Regions from separate parts of the Homo sapiens genome. Here region 1 is linked to region 2. A link is a loop called in an ENCODE intact Hi-C map of the cell type or tissue named here. Cell type or tissue: sigmoid colon. All regions are shown on one strand. Region 1 overlaps KREMEN1 (kringle containing transmembrane protein 1). Region 2 has its middle 51 kb from the start of EMID1.

Evidence for each region. A loop is a pair of places that touch in the nucleus more often than their neighbours do. Peaks named below come from ENCODE experiments on the same cell type or tissue, not always from the same donor. Only the 100,000 strongest peaks of a DNase experiment are listed, where the experiment ranks them.
Region 1: a loop joins it to region 2, with 3 times the contacts of the local background. A loop is called at or near these places in 43 of 110 quality-filtered maps.

What each region holds. Positions count from the first base shown.
Region 1 is chr22:29,077,927-29,082,926 of GRCh38, reverse strand. All of the region lies in intron 1 of KREMEN1 (kringle containing transmembrane protein 1), which reads right to left. Among named protein-coding and RNA genes, the nearest start is that of KREMEN1, 7.4 kb to the right of the region's middle. In sigmoid colon, no CTCF peak of the experiment used is centred here; a DNase peak (open chromatin) is centred at 2,137; H3K27ac peaks cover 2,394 bases.
Region 2 is chr22:29,152,174-29,157,173 of GRCh38, reverse strand. It overlaps a transcript of KREMEN1 not described here. Among named protein-coding and RNA genes, the nearest start is that of EMID1, 51 kb to the left of the region's middle. RefSeq lists an enhancer at 4,530-5,000. In sigmoid colon, CTCF peaks have their summits at 2,338 and 2,545; DNase peaks (open chromatin) are centred at 2,553 and 4,563; H3K4me3 peaks cover 897 bases; H3K27ac peaks cover 1,513 bases.

The sequences.
Region 1 (5,000 bases), 74 kb after region 2:
AACGTGAGATATTTTAAAGCTGAAACTTCAGCTTGCTGATGGACAATACCTCAGCTCATTATAAGCCAGCTCTAAAGAAAACACAAAAACAAAAGGCGAACTATTTGAAGGCTCAGGGTCTAGAATAGGTAGCACTAACTTCTATAGAAACCAGAGGTTTTGAAACAAGTCACAGTGCCTGCTGCCACAGCTCTTAAAGGACTTGATTACCTTGAAGTGTAACTGCTCAGGAAGCACATAGCCCTGTTTCCAATAGCCTGTGAGCATCTTACTCACCTTTGTATTCTCAGCAACTACAGACCACATAGAAGGTGCCTGGCTAAGTGTCTGTTGAAAGAGGGAAGCTGGTGAATGAGGGGCTAGGGGAAAGCTCCATTACAGATACATTCAGGGTGCATTAGTTTCCTCACCAATGTATTCCTCCTAGGCCAGCCTCAAGACTTACCTAGCAATACCTATGAGAAGTTCTAGGAAAGTTCATGTAAATCAAGTACAAGTTTATGTAAATCAAGGAAATCAAATATTTGCTATTTAAACCAGGGACTCTGCTATTTAAAGGAAATGGATGGGGGCTGGGTGCAGTGGCTCACCCTTGTAATCCCAGTACTTTGGGAGGCCAAGGTGGGAGGATTACTTGAGGCCAGGAGTGCCACTGCCCCCCAGCCTGGGCAACAGAGCGAGACTCCATCTAAAAAATAAAATAAAATAAAATAAAATAAAAATATGAATTTTATATTCTTAGTTTGCTTTAAGCAGGAGGCACCCAGCTCAAATCTACGCCTTGCCTCACTATCACTTGAGCAACCTTTTTCCATGTTGTCTGAAGGTCAACTGGATATAATCCAGCTTCTAGACAAGTTTTGTTAGTAATGCCTGTGACCTATTTTTAATGTCAGATGGCAAGAAAATTCCCCAATAATAGAGTCCTGGAGGGCAGCCAATACTCCATGGAAGCCAGACTCTGGGCTTTTCAGTTTCCCTTGGCTGATATGGGATAGACAAATAATATAAGAGCTCCTGAGTGGGGAGCTGATACCAGGTAGACCATATATCTCTAGAGCACATTTCAAAGTAAAACTCGAAGCAACAAAGTTGTAGCCTTCTGTCAATTGGCACAGGGATAAGTCCTAATCAGAGATGCTGGGCACACAGGAGGAATTTGATAAGTACTTGTTAATTGGTCCCAACATAAAAATATGACTCAAGAGATGGGTTTCATAAGTTCTGGCCAGGGAGACAGTTTAGGGCAGAAGGAAAGGCTCAGTGTAACACTCATTTATAAGTAGATGGAACCATCATCTCTGGTCACTTGGAGCAATAAGAATAAGAGCAAATAGTGGCCAACAGATTAATTCTGATTGTCAAAGCTTTAAAGTTTCATGGAGTGTTCCATGAAGCTCGATTAGGGTTGCCAGATTTGACAAATAAAAACAGAATTCTCAGTTAAATTTGAATTTCAGATAAACATCAAAGAATTTTTTAAGACAAGTATTCCTAAACATTGCATGAAACAGACTTTAATTAAAAATTATTTGGTGTTTGTCTGAATCTCAAACTTAATTGGGCATCCTGTAATGTATCTGACAATTGTACTCTAGAGAGAATAAAAAGACACAGTGAATCACAGACCCCCTTACTGAATTAAGGTTTCTGAAACACTGTCCACAGAAATGCTTAAAGAGGTTAGATGTGGATAATGAAGAATCTGCTTAAGAGTGAAAAAAGATGCTGATCAGAATCAACTGTTCCTAGGCAGGCAACTAACAGTAAAAAGAAGGACGGGGGGAGTGGGGAGGGATAGCATTAGGAGATATACCTAATGTTAAATGACAAGTTAATGGGTGCAGCACACCAACATGGCACATGTATACATATGTAACTAACCTGCACGTTGTGCACATGTACCCTAAAACTTAAAGTATAAAAAAAAAAATTCATTGCTGGTAACAGGAAAGCTTGACGCTAAAAAAAAAAAAAAAAAAAAAGGACAAAAAAATAATACAATCAGGACGGGGTTTCTCAACCTCAGTGCTACTGACATTTTGGGCTGTATAACTCTTTGGCGTGGGGGCTCTCCTGTGCATTCTAGGATGTTTAGCAGCAGCATCCCTGGCCTCTACCGGCTAGATGCCAGTAGTACCTCTTTAGTTGTGACAGCCAAAATGTCTCCAAGTATTGCAAAATGTCCCCTGGGGGCAAAATCTCCTCCAGTTGAAATCACTGAGTTAGAAGAAATGGTCAAATAAACAGAAAGTGTCACACCCATTAACCAGTGGTCATATAACTAAAGATTGTTCTCAAGGGAGACTTTCTCAGCTCAGCCCCTGGCCCCCTCCAAGCCCCTAACAAAGAAGGCCTAGTCATTTCAGCTAAGACAACCAAAAACCCTTCATCTGCCAGAAGCGCTAGGGAAGAATCTTTGGTGAGCCAGGCCAGTGAAGCTCTGCATTGGCCATGCACACATCACAGCAAGCAGGGCATCGCACCCAGCCTTTGAAGACACTCCTTTTAAGTTAATCTCCCCTCCAACTAAACTTTTTCCAAATCTCTTCCTGCCATTTGGAAGTTGAGTGATTCTCAGCTGAAAAGGCCTGTATAGACGAGGTGCAGATGGCAGCAGTTACAGCCCTCACCAGATGCTACAGTCTCTAATTTGATTGAAAGGATATAATTAGACAACAGAAACACTTTAATGAAAGAGCAAAACATGGAGGGAGGGAAGGATTGAAGGCCCTTAACTGATGCCAAAACACCCACCAGTAATAGAGGCTTTGAGTCTGGGGAAAGGGAAGGGGAAAGCCCCTTAAAAGGACAGTCCCCATCCTGTTTATTTCCCCATAGACATAGGAATAGGGATTTTATTATTGTAGATTTCCACTGTATTTTATGTGGGAACAATCTGATTAGAACCAGAAGGGTCTTCGGAAGAACATCAAAGAAAAACAAATATGGCTTCTGTGGTCATTATTAAAAATATTTTTACCAGCCCAATAATTTTCTTTGAAGATGAATTTTTATAGATTGAACAACAGCAAGTAATTTACATACTGTGATGGGATTGGTTAGCAATCCCTACTAGTCTAGAAGAGAACTACTTGGTTGCCATGTTTTCCTCCAACTTTAGGACACTAAGGCACATGTACAGCCATCTAATATGTCTGTTTGGAAGGTGTGAAGAAACCACGCAGAGTCAATCATACACGCTGATAGCTACAGCCGCTCTGAATCACCTTTAAAAGTTGCCTACACTGTTTTTACTATTTCCTAGCTTTAAAATTTTGTGTGTGAGTATACCGTTCTGGTTCTAACCAAGAATCTAACCAAACTGAAAGAAATCCAGCCCTCAAAGTCTGCAGTTGCTAATGTGGTGTGACACTTGGGTTTGGAAGCAGCTGCAGCCTCCTCAGCCCACTAGAAGCAGGGCCCCGCCCTTGTGGCAAATTGAACAATAAAAGTTTAATGCTTTGGCTACTTGCCAGAGATTAAATCCGTGGCAAGGGAAGCTAGAAGCTGGGCCCGGCAGAGGGGTAGCTCTGAGAGGGCCCTGTTGTATAAATGCAGGGAGAGAGGCAACTTTGCGTGTGAGGTGGCCTAAAACATTTTGTCTGCCAAGGTGCTCCCTAGCACCCCAATTCATTCATTCCTCTTTAAACTGGTACAAGTGCAGGCTAGGAAGGTGTTTACCTAGAAAGAGAATTTAAAAGGAGGGGAAGGAATTCCCTTAGAAGAGAAGTCACGTTTCTGTGGAGTAGTTATTTGTGAGGTGTATGGACGCCAATCTGACATTTTTTTGCGATGGCCTCTTTCCTTTCCCTCATCAGTCTGAATACAGACAAAGTCTCAGAAGGTGAGGTAAGGGTTGAGGGAAGCACCGCCATCTTGGGAGGACAACTATGAAGATAAGACAGGGAGGAAAAATAGAGTGACCTCAGACTGCTCCTCCTAGACTAATACTTACGGGTTCCAGCTGGATTCTCAAGGTCAAACTGAATATAGAAGGAATGTCAGTCATCATTCTCACCAATGACAAGGCTGCCCAGTGAGCCGGCCAGAAGGTAACCTGCCAAGTGGCGTTGGGGGTGCTGGATCTCACTTCAAACCTATACAGGTAGTTTTCTAAGGGACACATTCACTTCCTCCTATGTTGTCCTTATTCAGGCGGCAGACACTCAAGGCAAAACTACAGATCCAAACTTCCGGCCTCTCTCAAGTGTTTTGCATTAACTGTTCCACAGTACAAGCACAATCAACTTGGTATGTTTGAATGTTTCATTTTGTTTTTTCAGAAATGTTTTAATTAAAACAAAATAATCAGCTATGCTAAGCACATTGTTATTTTTTAAAACGACTTTAAATATGACAACAGAACCATGGACATAAAAATTAACTGGTTAGGAAAGTCATAGAAGTTTGTTTTCTTCTTCTTCTTCTTTTTTTTTTTTTTCCTGGCTGTTTTTCTGTGTCAGGGCTGGTGCCACCTGCTGCCTGGGCTTTCCTCTGAGAAATAGATCTCTCAACGGTTTGTTCTAAGCAACATCTGCAGGCATAGTTGAACAAACCATAGGCCAGTTCCAAGGCAGGCACTATTTATGTAGTGTACACTGAACCATGCTGAATTTCTCTTTAGGACATTTTCAAGGTGTTTTTGTTTGTTTGTTTGTTTGTTTTTGAGACAGGGTCTTGCTCTGTTGCCCAGACTGGAGTGCAGTGGCACAATCTCAGCTCACTGCAACCCTGACCTCCCAGCTCAAGTGATCCTCCCACCTCAGCCTCTTGAGTAGCTAGGACTACACGACATCTGTCTAATTTTGGTTTATTTTTTGTAGAGACAGGGTTTTACAGAGACAGGGTCTCACTATGTTGCCTAGGCTGGTCTCAAACTCCTGGGCTCAAGGGATCCATTCACCTGAGCCTTCCAAACTGCTGGGATTACAGGCTTGAGCCACTGCACCTGGTCTAAAAGTCCTATTAAAGACCCAAATGTACGTGCACAAACTTTT
Region 2 (5,000 bases):
GTGGAGCCCCCACAGGTCGGCTCCTCTGACTTGGCATAGTTTGTAGAAGCCTGAAGATGATAACCCTCTGGAAAGAGTTTTCCAATATGAATATGTGGGGATGGGCAGGTGTGGCTTCAAAGTTGTAAAAAGGGTTCAGTCCATCTTTACCCCCACTTACCAGCAGGATGACCTTGGTCTAGGAACACCTGTCTGAAGAAGAGATGTTATCCACCCAGGATTAAGTGATGGCAGCACAGGCTTTATTTCTCCAAGACTCAATTTCCTCATCTATAAAAACTGGAATAGAACTGTACCTACCTCATGGGGTTGCTGGGAGAGTCAAAGGAAATAAGGCACCGTATGTAGAGTTGAGCGGGGAGCCTGGTCCGAGGGTGTTTAGTGAATGCAATGTCAAGATGACCGAGTGCCTGCCCCTCAGCAGCCTTGCTCCTCCCAGCTCTGCGTGCAGGCCCTGGGGCTCCCCCGAGTGGTTTGATGAATGCTAGGGCTGCTCACAGCCCTTCATCTGGAATGGGATGCAGCAGTGTGGGGGCCTTCTTAGGGGTGGGTTCCTAGTACCTCATTTAGAGTTTTGAAGAGGCAGCCAGCGTCCTGTGCGGAGAGCATTCCTGTGCGGAGAGCATTCCAAGGCCTGGAAGGCCCACCAATCACCAAGTTCTAGCACAGGCCCAATCAATCACTCCCACAACCTGCTGCAGACTGGCTGGTGGAAGATCAGACGCCCTGGTTGCTGAGGGTTAATTACCAACTTGGCACCCATTGTCTCAGGGAGAAATTGCAAGAGTCTTTCTCTTTTTGTCTCTTTCCAAAGGCATAAACATCTGTACTGCAAGTGGCCCAGGGGGCCTGGAGATGTTTATTTTGTAGTTAACAAAGAGAAGGACATTTTGGCTTGGGAGCTGAGCATTCTGCTGGCCCAAAGCTTCTGGGAGACTCCCTGCACTGGGAGGTGTCTCCAGGAGTGGCTCAGGGTGGGGCAGGGCAGTGGCATGGGTGATGCTGGACAGCAGAATAGATGTCTAGTCCAGGGCATTGGCCAGGCCCCCTTCCTGGGGGCAAGCAGGGGAAGCAGTGTTCCTCAGTGCTCCTAGTGCGTGCTGGAAACACATGCACCAGCCTTTTAACAGTGCTTCCACTGAGCAGTGTGACAGTGAGAGAGACTTATGTTGTTCTTTTTGTTTTGTGTGCTTTCCAAATTTTTTTTTTTTTTTGAGATGGAGTTTCACTCTTGTTGCCCAGGCTGGAATGCAGTGGCACCGTCTCAGTTCACTGCAACCTCTGCTTCCTGGGTTCAAGTGATTCTCCTGCCTCAGCCTCCTGAGTAGCTGGGATTACAGGCACGCGCCACCACACCCAGCTAATTTTTGTATTTTTAGTAGAGACGGGGTTTCGCCATGTTGACCAGGCTGATCTCAAACCTCTGACCTCAGGTGATCCTCCTGCCTTGGCCTCTCAAAGTGCTGGAATTACAGGTGTGAGCCACCGGGCCCAGCCTCCAAATTTTAAAATAATCCACCTGCACTTTATTTTCAAACTTGCACATGTAATGCATGAATGTAAGAGATTCAAGCCACATATAAATATATCAAATAAAATGTGAAAATGTAAGTGTCCTCACCTTCTCTTTTCCTTTTTGGAGACAGGGTTTCACTCTGTTGCCCAGGCTGGAGTGCAATGGCGTGATCACGGCTCACTGCAGCCTAGACCTCCCAGGCTCAAGTGATTCTCCCACTTCAGCCTCCTGAGTAGCTAGGACTACAGGCACACACCACCATGCTTGGCTAATTTTTATATTTTTTGTAGACACCGGGTTTTGCCATGTTGCCCAGGCTGGTCTCGAACTCCTGGGCTCAAGAGATCCACTTACCTTGGCCTCCCAAAGTGCTGGGATTACAGGCGTAAGCAACTGCCCCTGGCCTCCTCCTGTCTTCTTCCTTTCCTTTTCCAAAGGTGACCACAATAAGAGTTAGGCACAGAACTTGCAGGACTTTGCTGGTGCCTTTGTATACACATACATATATTTCCCTCCCTCTTTTTAAAATTTGGCCAAAAAAAAAAAATTACACTTATGCTTTGTTCTTTGACTTTTTTCACGTAAGATATTCTGATACAGTGTGTGTAGAAGCACTACATTAATTTGTTCTTTTTTTTTCATTGCCTTTGGAGATTATACACCACATTAATTTCAATGGTGACATAGGATTTCATAGTATGGAGGTAGAATAATTCATCTGATCACTTATCTGATAGAATGAGTTCTTTAGAGGGCTTGGTGAGAGTGAGACCTGGGCTAATGTCCAGGTTTAGAGTCAGGACACCTGTGACATTATTTTTTTCTTTTTTCTTTTCTCTCGCAATTTTGCCCAGGCTGATTCTGAACTCCTGGGCTCAAGGCATCCTTCCTCTCAGCCTCCAGAGTAGCTGGGATTACAGGCACGCATCACCGCGCTGGGCAAAAAATCCGTGTAACTGTAATGGAAGGGCTTGAGAGCAGTTGCGGTTCAGGGCTGGCCTTCTTCCGCAGATCTGCAGTCTTACCACGGGGCGGCGCTGGTGAGCAAGCCTGCGCTGGGACGGCTCCTGCAGGAAAGGCGAGGGCGGCAGGAGGCGGCGGCTGGGGGCTCTGCCGCAGCGGGAGCTGGGCGGGCGGGCAGCTCCTTACCTCTGCCAGCTGGGCCAGGGGCCTTAGCCTATTTGTCCACCTGCAGCATTGGGGGAACTATGAGGACATTCAAATTCTGCATTTGTTCCCTTACCTGAAGCAACAGATAAGGAAATCCACTGCAGGCAGGGAGTCGGCAGAAAAGGGTATTTTCACCCAACAGCTAGGTCCCTAAGAAAGTAAAGGTCAATAGATACCTTTATTAAATGGGGTCACATATTGAAGGTCCTGGGGGAAACCAGCTACTTGAAGGAACCAAGTCAGGAATTATTCTCTAAGGAGGGAACTGCCCCTACTTTGTGCATTGTAAACTTGGAGTTTGATAAATAGGGTTCTCAATCTGAAAGGCAGGGCAAATCTGAGGTGCCCCCTGCTCCTGGTGGTCCCCTGAGTTTACTGATAAAAATTGTTAAAATGTATTGAGGACTCACAGGCCAGTCACTGAGCTAAATATTGTACCTTTCTTATTTCATTTAATCTTCACAACAACCCTATGAGAAACTACTGCTGTATCTCTTTTCTTTCTTTTTTTTTTTTTTGAGAGGAAGTCTTGCCGTTACCCAGGCTGGAGTGCAGTGACTAGATCTCGGCTCACTGCAACCTCCGCCTCCCAGGTTCAAGCGATTCTCCTGCCTCAGCCTCCCGGAGTAGCTAGGGAGTAGCACGCCAGGCTGATTTTTTTGTATCTTTAGTAGAGACGGGGTTTCAACATGTTGGCCAGGCTGGTCTCAAATTCCTGACCTCAGGTGATCCGCCCGCCTCGGCCTCCCAAAGTGCTGGGATTATAGGCATGAGCCACCATGCCCAGCCTGTACCTATTTTCTAGATGAATAAATGGAGGTTATAAAGGAGCCAGGCATGGTGGCTGGTGCCTGTAATCTCAGCACTTCGGGAGGCCAAGACGAGAGGATCACTTGAGCCCAGGAGTTCAAGACTAACCTGGGCAACATAGTGAGACGCTGTCTCTACAATAATTAAAAAAAAAAGAAAAAATCAGCTGGACGTAGCAGCCCACGCCTGTGGTCCCAGCTACTCAGGAAGCTGAGATGGAAGGATTGTTCAAACCCAGGAGAGTGAGGCTGCAATGAGCTATGATTGTGCTGTCAGAGGCAATGGAAACAGAGCGACTCCATCTTGAATAGGGGCTGAATAAAATGAGGCTGAGACCAGCTGGGCTGCATTCTAAGGAGGCTGGGCATTCTTAGTCACAGGATGAGATAGGAGGTCGGCAGGACTGGCTTCACAAGATACAGGTCACAAAGACCCCGCTGATAAAATGAGATGCAGTGAAGAAGCCGGACAAAACCCGCCAAAACCAACATGGCTGGTTGTCCTCACTGGTCATTATATGCTAATTATAATTCATTAGCATGTGAAAAGACACTCCCACCAGGGCCATGACAGTTTATGAATGCCATGGCAATATCTGGAAGTTACCCTATATGGTCTAAAAAGGGAAGGAACCCTCAGTTCCGGGAACTCCCCACCCCTTTCCCAGAAAACTCATGAATAATCCATCCCTTGTTTAGTATATCATCAAGAAATAACCGTAAGTCTACTCAGTCAAGCAGCCCATGCCGCTGCTCTCCCTATGGAGTAGCCCTCCTTTATTCCTTTACTTTCTTAATAGACTTGCTTTCACTTTACTGTCAGCTCACTCTTGAGTTCCTTCCTGCTTCAAGCCAGGAACCCATGGGGCACCCCCAGGCTGAATCCCAGTTTTGGAGTTTACCCTGTGACGGTGCCACTGCTCTCCAGCCTGGGCGACAGAGTGAGACCCTGTCTTTAGAGAGAGGAAAAAAAGGAAAGGTTGTGCTTGGCAGGCAGTGTGCCAGAGCCCCAAGAGTCAGCAGGAGGGGTTGGGGGGAGAGTGGAGGGGTGCAAGGGGCGGGGAGGAGCTGGAGAAAGTTGAGCAGATTCTGTCTCCCGCTAGGGCAGATCCCAGCCCAGTAAGTCAGCGCACAGAAGGGCAGGCCTCGCCCGTCTCACAGGACTGAGAAGAAAGGCGAGTTTCTAAGAGACTGGAGGACTCCCTACATGGGAAAGGGAAGTGATTTTAGCCTGTTTGGCTGGGAGTTCGGCTGATGGTTCCAACTCATGGGTATTAGCAGAGGGGAACAAGGAATTGCTGAGGGTGGCAAATTGGTTATAATTAAGAGAACCTGGGAGACGCAAAACAATGTGAAGGCCACCAGCTGTCCTGGATCTGGAGACTCTGTCCTTGGAGCCGCTTGTAGGGGGTTAGAGGGATGGCTCAGGAAACCAGCCGCCCTCCCCTGCAGTGCAGACCATTCAGCAAAGACTGCAGGAGGATGGAGCCTCTCTGCCTGATATT